Linked DNA regions of Homo sapiens: region 1 is linked to region 2. Evidence: chromatin loops called from intact Hi-C (ENCODE). Cell type or tissue: PC-9. All regions are shown on one strand. Links, peaks and the distances in the headings refer to the core of each region. The heading gives the core; the rest is flanking DNA. Region 1 holds the start of CERS5 (ceramide synthase 5). Region 2 overlaps FAIM2 (Fas apoptotic inhibitory molecule 2).

Region 1 (2,868 bases), core at 1-2,500, 300 kb after region 2:
TTTAGAAGCTGGCTCAAGGCCGGGTGCGGTGGCTCACGCCTGTAATCCCAGCACTTTGGGAGGCAGAGGCGGGCGGATCACTTGAGGTCAGGAGTTACAGACCAGCCTGGCCAACATGGCGAAACCCCGTCTCTACTAAAAATACAAAAAGTAGCCGGGCGTGGTGGCGCGTGCCTGTAATTCCAGCTACTCGGGAGGCTGAGGCAGGAGAATCGCTTCAACAGGGGAGGCGGAGGTCGCGGTAAGCCGAGATCGTGCCATTGCACGCCAGCCTGGGCAACAAGAGCGAAACTCTGTCTCAAAAAAAAAAAAAAAAAAAAGAAAAGAAAAAAGAATCTGGCTCAATATAGCTGTCCTCTGATAAAGCCCTGTGGCTCTCCTCCATCCCTTCGAACACACTCCTCCTTCCATTTCAGGCCCCAAGGCCTGTTCTGCAACTAATCTGACATCTTTCCATTACTTTGGAAGCCTAGGGCTCCACCACACCCTATCCCAACCAGATTTCTACCCTCCTACCAACAAACGTGCATGAGTTGACATACCAAACCAACTCTTAGGGCCAAACTAATCCTGTTCCCCCCAATTCTCGGAAACTCAAGCGTCCTAACAAATCTTAAGAGTCTGATGAGTCCATTCCTTTCCCTTGGAACGTCTGGCCCTTGCGTTGACCCCTCGGCTTCCATGGTCACAACTAGCTCTGGTTCTCCTGGCCCCTTCCTATCCCTCTCTTCGGGGCCTCTGCCAGAGCTCACACTGAACCTGTTTCCTCATCTGTAGGACCCTTGGAGGTTGGGAGGAGGCCTATATGACCCCCCCAATCCAACTCCGGATCTAACATTGAAGGGGCCCAGCATTCCCCTAGACCCTCACTCTTTCTCTTGCCCACGCCCCAAACTCCTTCTCCATCTAGGCTACCACCTCGCCCACGCGCCTAGCATCACCCGCCGCGGCCCAAGCTCCCCCAGCCCCTGCTTCCGGGCTTTCCTTGCAGTTCTGCTTCCGGCCCTCGGCCCTTCCCACAGCGGGGCGCCCCCGGCCCGCGCCCGGCCCCCGAGCCGCTCGCTCCCGGGCTCTCACCGCTCGAAGAGCAGCCTCACGAAGAAGATGCCCGCCGCCAGCGGGAACACCGAGAGGATGTGCCGGCCGCGGGGGTAACCGTAGCCGTCGGCCGGCCCCTCCAGATCAGCCCAGCTCACGTTCTCGGGTAGCCAGAAGCGCTCGCTCCACAGCCAGCCCCACAGCAAGCTTAGGGGTCCCTGCGCTGCTGTCGCCATCTTACGCCCACCCCGAAGCCACCGCCGCCACAAGCGTCAGCTGCCGCCACAGCCAACGGAACCCGCGGGGAGGCGGCCCCAGGGCGGGGCCCGGCCGGCGGCCACCCCCTTCCGGCCCCTTCTGGTCACTGCCACGGATCCGCCCGCCTCCCTGGCAGGGCCGGGCCTCTTCACCGCCCATCTCTCCTCCCGGCCCACTTCCCTCACTGCAACCCGGGGACCGCCTCCGGGGATCCACGCCCCTTCCCGAGCCTCTGACTCGCCCAGCCCGGCCCTGGGACCACGCCTCGGGCGGCCCTGGGCCCGCCCTCTTTTGCTGCTGGTCTAGGCCACGCTTCTACTCCTCCCTCACTCTTCCATCCAGCTACGGCCACACCCCTTATTTCAGGCCTAGCTCCTTTACGGGGACATTCTCCTTTCTCAGCCTGTTGGAATCGAATCCGTTCCGGCTCCCACCCAGGCGGTACCTCTGTCTCCACTCCCGGAGGCCAGATCGATCTCTCAGGTCAGGGCTTCTCTTGGATGTCAGCTGGTCCTGCCCACTACTGTCCGCCACTAGAGTTCTTTTCGCTCCCAACCTTTTCTTCCCTTCGTGCCCCGTGACCTCAGCCTACTTTCACTGCTTTATCCCTTAAAAATTAGTCACTTTTCCTCAGAAAAAATGGACTTAACAGTTTACAAAAGGCCGGGCGCGGTGGCTCACGCCTGTAATCCCAGCACTTTCAGAGGCCGAGGCTGGCGGATCACCTGAGGTCAGGAGTTCGAGACCAGCCTGGCCAACATGGCAAAACCCCGTCTCTACTAAAAATACAAAAATTAGCTGGGCCTGGTGGCGCTGTGCCTGTAATCCCAGCTACTCGGAAAGCTGGGACAGGAGAATCGCTTGAACCTGGGAGGCGGAGGTCGCAGTGAGCCGAAATCGCGCCATTGCACTCCAGCCTGGGCGACAGACCAAAGACTCCGTCCCAAAATAAAAATAAAAAAAGTTTACAAAAATCCTTTTATTCTTCTCTTGGGGAAAAGGAAATGGAAGAAAAACAAAGTGAAAAGGGAAGCACTCAAAAAGTATACGTAAAGGCAGGCCGGGTGTGGTGGCTCACGCCTGTAATCCCAGCACGTTGGAAGGCCAAGGCGGAAGAATCACCTGAGGTAAGGAGTTCGAGACCAGGCTGGCCATGGTGAAACCCCGTCCCTACTAAAAATACAAAAATTACCCGGGTGTGGTGGTGCATGCCTGTAATCCTAGCTACTCGGGAGGCTGAGGCAGGAGAATTGCTTGAGGCGGAGATCACAGTGAGCCGAGACCACGCCATTGCCCTCCAGCCTAGGCAACAGAGCGTCTCAAAACAAAAACAAACAAAAAAAGGCCGGGCGCGGCTCACGCCTGTAATCCCAACACTTTGGGAGGCCGAGGCGGGCGGATCATGAGGTCAGGAGATCGAGACCATCCTGGCTAACACGGTGAAACCCCATCTCTATTAAAATACAAAAAATTAGCCAGGCATGGTGGCGGGCGCCTGTAGTCCCAGCTACTTGGGAGGCTCAGGCAGGAGAATGGCGTGAACCCGGGAGGCGGAGCTTGCAGTGAGCCCAG
Region 2 (2,874 bases), core at 375-2,874:
ACTCCAGCTGAATTTGTGTCCTAACCTTGTCAGAGACAAGGATAACGTCCCCCATGGCTCCAGTGTGATGGCGTTCCCTCCCCTCCCACACAGCGCCCTGGCCCCACATTCCCCACAGGAGCTTGTGGGGTGATCATTAACCCATGCGCCTCCTGACCCCACTTCCAGTCGTTAATTTGTGCGTAAACTTGGACAAATCGCTGCACCCTCTGCTCCTTAGTTTCCTCTCAGGTAAAATAAGAGGGTTGGAGTAGACACATTCACCTATGCATTCCTCCATTCGCTAGTAAGTTGTTTACTGAGACCGTGCGTCATAACTCTGCCTTCAAGGAGCTTTGGTTCTGTAGGGTTGTTGTTTTGTTTTGTTTTTTTTAAGACGGAGTCTTGCTCTGTCGCCCAGGCTGGAGTGAAGTGGTGTAAGCTTGGCTCACTGCAACCTCCGCCTCCTGGGTTCAAGCGATTCTCGTCTCAGTCTCTTGAGTAGCTGGGATTACAGGTGTGCGCCACTACGCCCAGCTAATTTTTGTGTTTTTAGTAGAGACAGGGTTTCACCATGTTGGCCAGGCTGGTCTCGAACTCCTGACCTCAGGTGATCTACCCACCTCGGCCTCCTAAAGTGCTGGGATTACAGGCGTGAGCCACTGAGCCCAGCCAAGGTTCTGTGGTTTTAAAGCTGCCGCTCTGGACAATCTGTCCAGATGCAACCCAGGCATTCCTTCCTTCTGTGTACCTTTTAGGAAGCAGATTTTGGCTCAAAATAAGAAAGACCCTTCTACCAGAACGGCCCACAAACGGACAGGCTTCCACAGAAAGGGGTGAGCCCCTGTTCCGGAGGAGACTCTGGGATTGCTTCTAACTCCGGGATCCTGAGAGCCTCCGTAAAGGGTTTATTGAGCAGGAGAACCAATTTAACCCTGTCCACATGAAAATAAACATGGAGATTTACTTCAAACTCAGCAGCTCTGGTGAGAAGGCTCTCACACAGGTCCGGGTTTGACCCACACAGACTCCACGACCATCTGAGGCAACCAGCACACGGCAGACGAGGGAAACAACTCAGGTGTCACAATTGCTTTTATTTTTATCTCCAGTCAGTCACAGACCCCAGGAAGGTGAGGTCAGGGAAGGGAACAGGTGCGGACACTGGGGAACTTGCAGGAGCTAAGGCCAGTGGACAGCAGGAGTGTCGGGGGTGTGGCAGCTGGCCTGGGTCCCTGGAGCTGTGTCTGCCCTCAGGGACTCAGGAGAACGGCTCAGGGAGGGCTTGGGAGGGGGTACACTGTGTCCGAGAGATGCAACCATCGTTCGGCAAAAGAAAACAGCGGTGGCTGATGAGAAGACAGGTCTGGGGAGGTCTGAGGAGAGCTCGGGCCAGATCCTGCCCCCAACCTCCAGCCACATGGGCCCTCGGTGACTCTCCCAAACCAGGCCCTGCGTTTCCTCAAGCAGCCACTGGAGGGCAGCAAAGTGCTTATGCAAAAATCCCACCCCGCCCAGGAGAGCAGCCAGGACACCTGGGACTTGGCTTCAGGTGGGCCAGGGAAGGAGGCAAGGAGCCTTTTGGAAAATGGGTGTCTGTCCCATCCTGACTCCCTCGGAAGGAAGAGTAGGGAATGGAAGAACTAAGATTCCGGGGCTTCCCCAGGTGATACCGAAGGAGCCATAGGTGTGCCCGGGAATGAGTCCCAGACTCGTGTGTGCCTCCCGGGCCCCCATCTGCAGCTTCCAGAAGAGGACTTCAGTGGGAGACCCCTCAACTCACATTCCGGACAGTCAGATTCCTGGCTGCCTCCAGCTTTACAAAATCCAGCCCACCCCTTCCTGGGCCCAGCCCCACCCAGGCCAAAAATGTGAAGGGCCTGCAGACTCCCTTCCTCCTTTACAGCTTGTGACACCTGCTCAGCTGCGGTTTCCTTAATCTTGCATTCCTGTTCCCCTGCCCTTCCTACTTCTGACGCCTCTCCTGGTGTTTCAGGATTCCTCACTGCCTGGATTGGAGATGGAACGCATAGACTTTGGCCCTGACCCTGCTGCCTACACTGTGGTACCTGCCACCCCCCCTCAGGACCCAGAGTAGGAGGCTGCGGCATCTTCTGCCCGGCTTCCCCAGCTCTGCAAAGAAGCCATTTCTCAAATGGCTGTGATGCGTGTGTGACACTGTTTATTGCCGAGGACCTGTCCCTCCTCCCCCAAGCTTTTGGCACTCAGCCCTGAATAAGCTTCTAAATCCCCAGTTTCTGCAGTAACTTATCCCAGGGAGAGGAGAACTTGGACAAGTAGATTCTAGGAAGCATGACCAAGGCTATCTGACAGTGGCAGGAGAGTGGGGTGCTGGGGCTAACCCTCTGGAACTGAGGCCAGAGATGAGGAGAGGAAACTGAGGGGCCCGGAGGAGAGGAGGTGGAGGAGGGTGGGAACCGGGTGAGAAAGTCAGTGGAGAGAAATGTTCTGGTGCCTCTCCCGCCCTATCCTGGCTATGAACTTCCATGTGGCAGATGGAAAAACTGAATTCCAGACAGCAAGAAACCCTCACCTAATAGCAGGAGCCCGCTGGCAGTGAGGCTAGGAACCAGAAACCAGAAATCTTGCCTCCCAGCTCTTGTCTGGAAGATAGAAACCTCAGAGTGCAAAATCTGGCGAGGGGTTTCAGGAAAGACGGGAGGCCGGGTGGCACTGAGGACAAGAAATCCCCAGGACATCAGGGCCTGACCACCCACCTCTCTGCGCTCTCATGTGGTCTCATTCCGGCCCCCACCCAGGCCCAGGGGCAAGCGTGATACCCTGTTTGCTTGAGGCAGCTGTGGGTCTGAACCCCAGGCCCGCCACTCGCTAGCCGTATGACCTGGGACTCATTACCGAGCCTTTCTGAGCACC

What was found. Hi-C counts contacts between places; a loop is a spot of excess contacts. Peaks named below come from ENCODE experiments on the same cell type or tissue, not always from the same donor. Only the 100,000 strongest peaks of a DNase experiment are listed, where the experiment ranks them.
Region 1: a loop joins it to region 2, with 6 times the contacts of the local background. A loop is called at or near these places in 3 of 110 quality-filtered maps.

What each region holds. Positions count from the first base shown.
Region 1 is chr12:50,166,024-50,168,891 of GRCh38, forward strand. CERS5 (ceramide synthase 5) reads right to left here and starts at 1,346. Exons shown (of 10, transcript NM_147190.5): 1 at 1,078-1,346. The coding sequence starts at 1,274. RefSeq lists enhancers at 693-832, 1,723-1,882, 1,934-2,695 and silencers at 973-1,122, 1,223-1,622. In PC-9, for the core only: a CTCF peak has its summit at 1,379 (motif pointing left); a DNase peak (open chromatin) is centred at 1,538; H3K4me3 peaks cover 1,675 bases; H3K27ac peaks cover 368 bases.
Region 2 is chr12:49,865,840-49,868,713 of GRCh38, forward strand. It overlaps FAIM2 (Fas apoptotic inhibitory molecule 2), which reads right to left. Exons shown (of 12, transcript NM_012306.4): 12 at 1,057-2,874. Among named protein-coding and RNA genes, the nearest start is that of BCDIN3D, 24 kb to the left of the region's middle. In PC-9, for the core only: CTCF peaks have their summits at 1,471 (motif pointing right) and 1,671; DNase peaks (open chromatin) are centred at 1,462 and 1,912; H3K27ac peaks cover 925 bases.